2 separate regions of the Homo sapiens genome follow, and region 2 is linked to region 1. The links are chromatin contacts, found by Hi-C or POLR2A ChIA-PET in ENCODE. All regions are on one chromosome and are shown on one strand. The core of a region is the stretch at or near the end of the contact, and the rest is flanking DNA. Distances in the headings are between cores, read along the strand shown. Region 1 overlaps MACF1 (microtubule actin crosslinking factor 1). Region 2 overlaps MACF1 (microtubule actin crosslinking factor 1).

Region 1 (5,244 bases), core at 1,264-3,763:
ATGTTTGGTTTCCTTAGTTTTCGAAGTAACCCAGGAATCTTGATAGTTGGTCTCCTGTCTGGTGGTTCCTTGGAAAGACTTGTCTGTTTTGGAAATTTGGGATGGGCCTGTCACTTGGGCTTTTCCATCTGATTCCTGGTAGTGCAATCCTTCAGGTCTTGGGGTCATACAAGGGAATGGTTCACTCTGGGCCCCACAGGCAATTTCTCGAGATAAGTTTTCTTCTGGTTTTAAAGTCAAGCAGAGACTTAAATTGTTTACTTTTCCTTCATTGGCCTGTTTAGAGCTGAAGAGTGTTAAAGCATCTAAATGTTTTACAGAAATTCCTTGAGGTACCACTTGGGAAGAGGACTCTTCAATTTTAAAAGTAATAGAAAATCCCATTTCTGTATCAGCTTCTTTCCCTTTTTCACTTGAGGTCATTTCCCTAGGTTGGCTCTTTATATGGGAGTCATGCTCATCTCTAATGGCAGTTTCCTGATACAACTTTTCTTCAGAAAGAAATGCTGGTTTGCATGTTCTGATACTTTCTTCTACAATCACCTCCCTCTTCTCTCTCTTACTTTTCACCCGAGCATTCATTGGTTGCTGCAAAACCTGCTCACTCGGCAATTTGCCTGACGTTTCACAATATGTTTCTTGTACTTCCAAAATCACTTCCCCTTGATTTTCTCTTATTTCTTCAGAATCTAGACATGAGGTAGACTGCTTCATATGAGAAATAATTTCTATTTTTGTCACTGCTTTTTCCTGCTCTTCATTTGTATCATTTCCCATGTTATTTCTAGCCACTTCTTTAAGTTTAAAATCACATTCAGAGTAAGGGTGTGTCAATGACACTTGGCCCAAGGATTTACCTTTAAGATTATGAGGATTTATGATACTGATAAATTCTTTAGCATCTGAAGACATTCTTGGCTTACGTTGATCCTTGCACCCAAATTCCTTTAAGGAAATTTCCCTGCTCTTTTTTGCCTGCTCCCCATCAGAAACTCTCACTTTAACCTTTTCTTGTGCAGACTGATTTTCAACTTGAAATAATCTCTCACTCTCTTCTACTTTATTACAACTCATTTCAGCAGTCTGATTACAAGCAATTAACATATCCTTTCCTAGAAATTCATTTTGTAATGCACACACTTCAATCCCTTCTTGCTTTTCAATCTGAGCCCTGTGATCGCTGAACTCTGAACTATCTATTTGGATCATATTTGCCAGTTCAGGGCTGATCAGTCTTTTCTCAATAGCTTCTACTAAAGTCACTCTCTGATCACTAAATATGTCAACAATTCCTCCATTTAACACCTGATGAGATGCAATAATTCTGACCATGTTTTCATCCACCAGTTTCTCTTCCAAAGCTGATGCCAATGTCAGTCTTTTTCCAGTAGCAGTATCTATGATTCCACCAGTATTTGCCTGGGCTTCTAGAACCTTCAGCGTAGATGCAAAGTCTACTTTTCCAAGCTGAATTGCTTGAGACAATGTAAGCACTTTGTCGCTCACCCCATCTTTAATGTCTGAGAAGGGAATTACTTCTAGATATCTCTGTCCAGATTCAATATCAATCTTACATTTCTTGACTAATTCTGAGTAGGGGACAATTCTGCAGTTCTCGGGATCTACAATGCCATGCATCATTCCTGGAGACAATACTGCTTCATTAGTTAACAGTCCTTCTTTTTTAGCTTCTGCCAAGGTCAATCTCTGACCAGAAATGAGATCCACAAAGTTTCCAGTAAAGGCCTGAACCTCCTGGATTTCTCTTTTCAGGTCTGAGGTAATAAGATCTAATTTTATGGCTTTAGGGAGGGAAATATTTTCCTTCGTTTCAGGATTAAAAATCTGATGGATGTTTAAGTTCTCAACTCTTTTGAGTTTCTCGGCTAAATCTTCACCAATTAAGCCATGTCTGAAGGCATTATCAACAGAAAGTCTCATCCCAGATATATGGTGAATGATACCTCCATCTACCACTTGCTTAGTCAACAAACGAACGGCCTCCTCTCTCTCCAAAAGACCTCTGTCAATGGACTGCACAACTGTTAAAGGTGCTTTACTATCAGGGTCTATAAGTCCTGTTGTTTCCATTTGTAAACTAATTAATCTCTCCCTAACTGTTTTTTCAGCATCTCTACCTTTGGAAGCTTTCTCCAGATTTATAAGTTCTGGCTGGTCAGCAACGTCCACCAAGCCAAGAGTTGAGGCCAAAGTTACTGAAACTTTTTTGCCTCGTTTCAGATCAATAATTCCACCAGTCACCACCTGCCTCTCTAAAATTCTGGTGGCTGTTTCCTTGTCAAGAAGTCCAACTGTAACTGCATCCTTTACAGAGCACAGTGTCTGGGTACGGGGGTCTAAGACACCACTTATAGCTTTGTCTGCCATGAGGACATTATGTAATAATTTCTCATCCATCAGACCTTCATTAATGACTTCTTCAGTTGTCAAAGACTCACAAGTCTGAGAGTCAAAGAACCCCTGAAACATGTTCAGCTTCTCCATAAGCTTCACGGCAGTGTGACTTGGCACAATGCCTCGGGATATTGCTTCATTTAGTAAGAGCTTTTGACCTGTTTGTTCATGAAAGATACCACCATCTAGTAACTGTGCAGATAATACATTTAAGGTAGCTTCTTCAAGCAATTCTAATGGATGACTGCATGACAGAAAAATTTCCCTGCCACTATCTTCCTCATCGGTCTTTTCTGACATCATCATACTACCACCTGCGATGTTCTGTGCTTCTTGACTTTCTTTATGGTCATCCTTAGCCAGAAATGTTTTCTTTAACATTTCCTTTTTGTCCAGAGGATGAACATTCCCATCAGTTTCAGACTTTAGTTCTAACTTTATACCTAGAGTTTTCTTTACCTGAACTTGTAACTTTTTGCTTTGGGGTTTTATGTGAGATCCTCCAGTTTCATCATGAATATATTCAGTCTCAAGAGTGTGTGCTTGTTCATTCTGACATGTAAAGGAAGTGTTTCTTAGAGGTTGATGTTCTTTCTTTGGTGTTTCAACAGAAAAAACATCTTTGTCAACCACCAACGGCACACCTTCCGCCTCAGCAGGAGGTATGGTCAGGAGGTGTCCCCTGCTGGCATTTTCTCTGACAGACACTGCTGTTTGGTCTTCCCTTTGGGTACCTATCAACTGCCTTTGTACCTCTAATTTGACTTTATTTATTACCTTCAAAGCATCAATGTTTGGATTTCTCTCTTTTTGTTCTACAAACAGATCCTGTTCAGGGTTCTCTACAGAAGAATCTTCTGTTTCTACAGTGGTCTTTTTGCCTTTTTCTGTAGTGCAATCTTCCCGATCGGGATATTCTTTGTTCTGAGAAGAAAACTGGAACTCAGGCAGCCTCACAGTCCACCCACTGCTGAAAGTTCCTGAGATTTTCACATTAGCTGATTCTTGCAATCCCTCAGGAGTTTTTTGCCTTTGATGCCCAATTTCAACCACTTTTGGAGGACTTGTTTGATACTCATCTCTGGATGTTAGTGTCTCCATCAGCTCTTTATCTAACAGAAGCAGCCTCTGTCCATTTTGCACATTAATATAGCTGTGAGTCATCAGCTGGAACAACAGATTCTCACTCTGGCTTGCTGTGGCCTTAGGGTGGCTCTTGCTGCACGGTAGAACTGCTGCTCCAGGATTAATATTTTGTTCTGCAGAGTCTGCTAGTTGCATGTGGGGCATCACATCAGGTATACAAATCGATTTTAAGTTATTGGCAAGATCTCTATCCAGGATACCACTTTCTATTGCTTTCTTCCAGGACAAAATCTCTGTGGTTGCTGGTAGAAACAGAGCCTTAATATGCTGTCGGTTACTAAGGATTTTATGTGCTAGTTCAGTAGACACAATACCTTGTTCTAGGGCATCTGTAATTGGGAGGATCTCTCCAGATTCAGGCCACAGCAACCCCATGAATGACCAGAGGGACTCCAGAATCACAAGGGCGATCTTAGCAGCTACTAGATCATTGCTCACTGCTTCATCTATTGTTAGCCTTTGCCCCGTGACAGTGTCTATGATGCCTCCTGTCTGAAGCTGCCTTATGAGGATAGCACAGGCCATATCTTGGTCAATCAGATTATGTCTTACAGCCTCTTCCACTGTAAGTCTGTGTCCTGTTCTTGGATCTACTATGCCACCAGCAAAAAGCTGAGCTTCCAGCAACCGGACAGTGACCTGCCTATCTATTAGCCCTTCCTGAACTGCACGGAAAATGCTAACCTTCCGGCCTGATTTCAAGCTCACCATCCCCCCTGCCAATTGTTTGACAGGCAGTAATTTGAATCCTGATTCCTGGTGGACAATACATCGCTGCATCAGATCCAGCAAACCAATTTTCTCAGCTGTGTTAGGGTCTATCAAATTCTTGGATGTTCTAAGATAAGACTCTAATACTGAATGAAGCCATGCAGAAATGAGGCCTTGATGAAAAGCCTCTTCCAGGTTAATACAGTTCTCACTAGGGGAAAGACTGAAACCTCCAGTTGCCAGGTGAGCTTCTAAGATTTTCAGTCCAACTGTCTCACTGATTATTCTCTTTTCAATTGCTTCCACCACAGAAAGAGGGCCTCTGCTCTCAGTAAGCCTGCTTATTAAGGCCAGGGCATCCTGTAGCTCCCGGAGCTGCTGGTACATCTGGGGATTAATGAGGTTTCTGGCTATGCCCTCCTCCAAAGAGAGGTTTTCACCCGTCTCAGGGGCAATGAGGCCAGACATGATAACCTGAGATTCCAGAAGCACTAGGCCTGTGTCTTGGTCAAGGAGGCCCTTTTGCATGGCTTTGAAGATGGGAAATATCTCCACTGTGCCTAGGTCAATCACCCCAGCAACTGCTCTGCATTCCTAAAAAAAAAAAAAAAAAAAAAAAAAAAAGGAAAAGAGAAGAAAAAGAAAACTGAATCAGAGCCAATGGCAAAGCACAACTATTGAAAGGAGTCATTCAAAGAACTATAGTATACAGGCCAGGCACAGTGGCTCACGCCTATAATCTGCCCAAGGCAGGCAAATCATGAGGTCAGGAGTCTGAGACCAGCCTGACCAACATGGTGAAAAACCCGTCTCTACTAAAAATACAAAATATTAGCTGGGTGTGGTGCGCACCTGTAATCCCAGCTACTCAGGAGGCTGAAGCAGGAGAATGGCTTGAACCCGGGAGGTGGAGGTTGTAGTGAGCTGAGATTGCATCACTGCACTCCAGCCTGGGCAACAGAGCGAGACTCT
Region 2 (5,244 bases), core at 2,745-5,244, 72 kb before region 1:
AGGCCTTCGGAAAGGCAGGCGGGCGGGCGGGCAGCAGCAGCGGCCGCGGGTCTGTCGGAGGGGCTCGCTCAGCACGGCCCGCTTCCCCGCGCCATGCCGCGCGCCCCGAGGGCCAGGGTCGCCTCACCGCAGGCTGCAGGTGGCTCCCGGCCGCGCCAGCCTCAGGTCCCGCGCTCAGGAAGTTAGTTTGTCCCTCCGGCAGCTGAGTCCCGAGTGCTGTGGGCGCCGCCTCGCCCGCCGCCGCCAGTCCCCGGCCCGCAGCCGCCACGCCGTGGGCTGCATGACAAGCAGCCGCCTCTATTCTCCACCACGCCGCTGGCCCCGCGGCCCCGCCGTCCTCCCCGCCCGCAGCTGTCACGGTCCCGGCATGCAAACTTCTGGCTGGGAACAAAAGGCTCCGCTAGGGTCGGGCGGGGGGCGAGTCCTCCTCCCCCGCGCAGCGCGACCCGCTAGCTCGCTAGCTCGCTGGAAGTGCTCGGCTGGCGGGCGGCTCTCCTCCCCCTTCCCCGCGCCGCCGCGCTGCGCCGCCCCGCCCGGGCAGCCCCCTGGAAGCCAGGGAGCGCGCGACGCGGAGAGCACAGGAAGGAGGACGAGGGCGGGGGCGGGGCCCGGCGGGGGCGGGGCCGGGGAGAGGAGCGACTCCGAGAGTGGAGGGAGCGGTGGAGAGGATTGGAGGCTGAGGCGCCGAAGGAGGGGCTTCTGCGGGATTCGGAGCGAGAGACCCGGGACGCCAGCCGTTCGGCTCCCGCAGCCCACGCCCACCGCGCCCCGGGGCCAGAGGGGAACGCCCCGCCCCCGGAGAGGGCGCAAGGAGAGGAACGGAACCCGCGCGAGTCTGGGCTGCGCGGCGCAAATCCCCTGACAAAGGAAAGCCCCGCCCTCCTCCCGCTGGCCCGGCCCCTCCCGCCCCTGTCTCGCTCCAACCGGCCCGGCTCCGAGCCCAGCCCAAAGGCGAACGAATCCAGAAAGGGCGCCCGCGCTCCCCCAGCTAGCCGGCTCTGGCGACGGCCACTCGAGTTCCCGTGTGCCGGCAGGTCGCGCCGGCTGGGGTAGGCCGCCTGCATCGCTCTCGGCTCCATCTCTGCCGCCAAAGGCTGTCCCTGCTCCTTCCAGTGTCACCTTTAGCGCGCCCCTTGCCGGACCGAAGAACACTCCAGCCTTAAACCCGGCACTTTCCCGGTGTCCCAAAGGAATTCGGTCACGCTCAGAGACCAAAGTTATTGGATAACTCTAGGCACATTCTACCTTCCCTCTCCCCCTTCTCAAGTATATCAAGTCCTGGTCAATTCTCCCACCAGGATTTCTCTGCTCACAGACCTGAGTGGTATCAATGACGGAAGAAAATGGGGTGTTGGGGGAGGTGGGGATGCCAACAGCTGAGCCCTACGACCAAACACCTGGGTCCTTTATAGTTGCGCACAGCCAAGGAAACCTGAGCCTCCTTGGACCAGATGAAAAGCATGGGTATTTCAAATCTCAAATAGAAAACACTAGAGAAAAGTCGCTCACAATCCCGTCGTCCACGGCCTTTGGCTTTTAGAAAAGCCACTTGGTCACCTGGTGACTGTTAAACAAAGAAAGTACAAAGGGCAACCCAGGAAACTGTCCACCAGAGGCAGCTGCATCTCTGAACGGGTCCAATACTCTGTTCTATTTGTGATGGCCATTCTCTGATTTTATGAAGGAAAAAAACATCTATTAAAATTCGGAATCTCTGTCGGACCATGTGGTCAATATATACCGCAAAACTTATGGAAAAGTTATTTCTATCCTTTACACAAACAGTAAGTGAAACCAACACCTGGTGTATGAAGATCTGGCACTGAAACCTTGAGCTGAGCCTTAGGCTTACTTAGGGAATCAGACTGGTCCTTGGCAAAAATGAGAAGTGCGCTGAAGCCTGTAATCGGAATTAGGCAACTAAAAGACCTTTCTCTGGTAAAATGCTTTACACTTCATTTCTCACTTCAACAACGGCTGCTGATCAATTCTACCCACTCAAATCCAAAAGACTCTGCCCATCTGTAAACTGAAAGGGGTGGGGAGGCCGACTAGGTTGTGTCTTGACACCCTTTCTAGTTTTAATATTTTTTAGTTCTAAAACTTTTAAAGGCACTGCCCCAGAATCCTGTGTCCTCTTGGTCGTATACTGCCAAGACACTAGAAACCCTGTCCTATGAAGAACAAACAGTGCAAGACCCAATAATGTCTGACCTAGAGAAAGTTCTAGGAGATGTAATTAGCATGAAGTATCTGAAGGGCTGAGACGTGGGAGGAAGGAAACTTGTTCTGGGTATCTCCTTAAGCTGGCACACTAAGATGTGAGATTTAAAACCAACAAAGAGCTTCTCACAGCTATTCAAAGAATAGAGTGTCCCCTAAACTGGTGACTTTCCTGACCCTGGAGGTGTTTGAGCAGAAATTCAAGCAATCACTTGGCAGAGATTTGGGAAAACAGATTTACAAATCTTCTGCAGTTTGTTCAGATGAATTTTAAAGTCCTTTCTAACTCTGATACACTGTAATCCTAAGGACTGACAGCTTACAGATCTGATACTTAACAGTTTAGGGAATCCAGGTTTTAATTTTCCTTTAATTATTCAGCACAACTGGAAAAACTCAGGGAAGGAAAGATCAATTTTACTAGCAAATATCCCTGGCCAAATACATTCACTTAAGTGTTCAGATATCATAACAGACTGTTTAGCATGCCAGGGCCCCTCTGGTTGGAAGAATCTGAGGAATTCTGGCTCTGGATGAAACATGGGTGGTTATTCTATTATAAAGAATGTTTTTTTTTTTTTTTTTTTTGAGTGAGACTCTGTCTCACTCTGTCGCCTAGACTGGAGTGCAGTGGCGCAATCTTGGCTCACTGCAATCTTTGCCTCCTGGGTTCAAGCGATTCTCCTGCCTCAGCCTCCCCAATAGCTGGGATTACAGGCATGCGCCACCGCACCCAGTTAATTTTTTGTATTTTTAGTAGAGATGGGTTTCACCCCTTGTTGGCCAGGCTGGTGACCTGACCTCAGGTGATCCACTCACCTCAGCCTCCCAAAGTGCTGGGATTACAGGCGTAGCTACTGTTCCCAGCCATAAAGAATTATCTTGATGTGGAATCACAAACTTCATGAACAGAAATTCCTTTACTGTTTCCTCACCAAGTCAGGTATCAACCAATCCAGACTTTTCTTAAATAATTCCCTCCCATGTCTATCTACCAATATTCTTACTACTCTCATCAGTGATCCATATAAATAAATAAATGGAGCATTCCTACGACTATGAAATTCAGATTCGAATTACTTATTATCTGCAGTCACACTCTCTCTAATTAGGGTGTTAGGAAAACAAATTTAAATACAACCTAAAGAGAAATTACATATAGTAATCTAATCCTCCCACCGCACCTCCAAAAAAACCCCAGAACCCAAAGCCAAAGAATACTTTCTGAGTGCTTTGCTCTTTTTAAAAAATCATCAGTATGTGTTTAGAAATAAATCAAGAGAGGAAGCACAAGTTCTCCTCCATGTCTTAATTTTTATCTGTTCATGAGTTTCTCCTTAGTTTAGGTATGTGAAACTCTGCCAATAGCCATCTCAGGGACTGAAATAAATACCTGATACAGCTTTCCACCTCTTGTTGCCCTGATAGCTACAAAAAAAAAAAAGCATCTGTTCATTTCACATGCTGTGTATAAACTTTTTAAAAGAGAAATACAGGGAGCTCCAGAGACCCTCTTCAGATATTTCCCCCACCCCTGTAACCACAAACATATGCACTGAAGCCAAATTTCAAATGAGTTTCCGGTTAATTGATTACAGAGTTCAAAGAATTCTCTACTCATTTTGAAATTCCCAAGTACAGAATTTGGTGTTAGATTTTCCTTCAGTGAACTTAGAAGAAAGAAAAATCCTGGCCCTTCCAGCTCCTTCCTGCAGTCTTCCTAATGAAAGACAGCCGGGTGGAGTCTCCTCACACCCTAACATAGCTCCCTTTCCAAGTTTTGGACCTGGCATCCTGCCCTTGTCTGCTCCAGACCTAAAATGCCAGCCCTCTGGGACAATCTGGAGACCCCAGATTCACACTTCCCTAGATTCTATGATGCCTTATCACCCACCTTGATGGGTGCTCTCTCTTGGAAGACTAATTCTGAGTAGAAGAGGATACAGAGGACTGGTTGGATCTTGCTCATTTTAAATCTACACAATGCCTTTCATCTTAGGATCTTTAGATTTTACAAGCATTATTTAGTAGCAAGTAGAAACTCCACAGTATTAGTCTGTACCTGTTGGGCATCAGTCACTGCCATCCTTTGGTACTTTTATTATTATAAACATGGCTACGGAGTGGCTCATAAAGCAACATAGCATGACACGAAGTTTGCTTTAAGTGGGATACTAAGGATTTTGATGCTATTTGAGCTCTCATGTACTCGTGAACCCATGAGAAAACTTTCCACACACTCTGCAGGAACTCTCATGACCCCTGTAAGCCCTTTCCTGCCTGTAGACTTTCCAAAAGACAGTGTATTAATCCCTCTTTTTAGACTAATGGTCACCAAAACCATGGTGATGACAAAATCATGGGGCTTTGCAAGTTAGAAAAGACCTGACAGAAGGGTGGGAAGAAGGAAGGCAGGAGGTATCAGAGAAGGCTTTATGGAGGGAATCACATTTACTCATTAGGATTTCAGATATACAGAGATGGCAAAGACAAATATTTCTAAGTAGAGAGCTGAAGGCAGGACTCTAAAGAAGCAAATTCTGGCTGGGCTCAATGGCTCACACCTGTAATTCCAATACTTTGAGAAGCTGAGGCAGGGGTATCCCTTGAGGCCAGGAGTTCAAGACTAGCCGAAGCAACATTGCAAGACACTCGTCTCTACAAAAAGTTAAAAAATTGGCCAGGCATGTGCATCTGTAGTCCTAGCTACTTGGGAGGTTGAGCTGAGAAAATCGTTCAGCCCAGGAGTTCAAGGTTACAATGAGCTGTAATTGTGTCATTGCACTCTAGCCTGGCGACAGAGTGAGATCCTGTCTCCAAATTTTTTTGTTGTTGTTGTTAATTTTTTTTTTTTTCCAGACAGGGTCTCACATTGTCACCCAGGCTGGGGTGCAGTGACACGATCTCGGTTCACTGCAACCTCCACCTCCCAGGTTTAAGTGATTCTCCTGCCTCAGCCTCCCAAGTAGCTGGGATGACAGGTGTGCACCACCATGCCCAGCTAATTTTTGTATTTTTAGT

The links. A loop is a pair of places that touch in the nucleus more often than their neighbours do. ChIA-PET counts read pairs that join two places held with the same protein, here RNA polymerase II (POLR2A). Pooled maps may share reads with other maps.
Region 2: a map of dorsolateral prefrontal cortex shows a loop between it and region 1 (1.9-fold over the local background). The contact joins two enhancer-like sites. A Hi-C loop is called at or near these places in 1 of 168 maps with a recorded cell type or tissue (dorsolateral prefrontal cortex), 1 of 37 single-sample maps with no recorded cell type and 3 of 50 pooled maps. POLR2A ChIA-PET finds 5 or more read pairs at or near these places in 4 of 52 experiments (AG04449, MCF 10A, activated B cell and 1 more).

Annotation. Positions count from the first base shown.
Region 1 is chr1:39,330,825-39,336,068 of GRCh38, reverse strand. It overlaps MACF1 (microtubule actin crosslinking factor 1), which reads right to left. Exons shown (of 101, transcript NM_001394062.1): 37 at 1-4,866. Among named protein-coding and RNA genes, the nearest start is that of MACF1, 130 kb to the right of the region's middle. Within about 2 kb of position 2,513, at least 3 of the 41 ENCODE cell types and tissues checked have a DNase peak (open chromatin) inside an H3K27ac peak, as active enhancers do.
Region 2 is chr1:39,404,306-39,409,549 of GRCh38, reverse strand. The region is part of intron 58 of MACF1 (microtubule actin crosslinking factor 1); the gene reads right to left. Among named protein-coding and RNA genes, the nearest start is that of BMP8A, 85 kb to the left of the region's middle. RefSeq lists silencers at 178-407, 418-1,027. Within about 2 kb of position 3,994, at least 3 of the 41 ENCODE cell types and tissues checked have a DNase peak (open chromatin) inside an H3K27ac peak, as active enhancers do.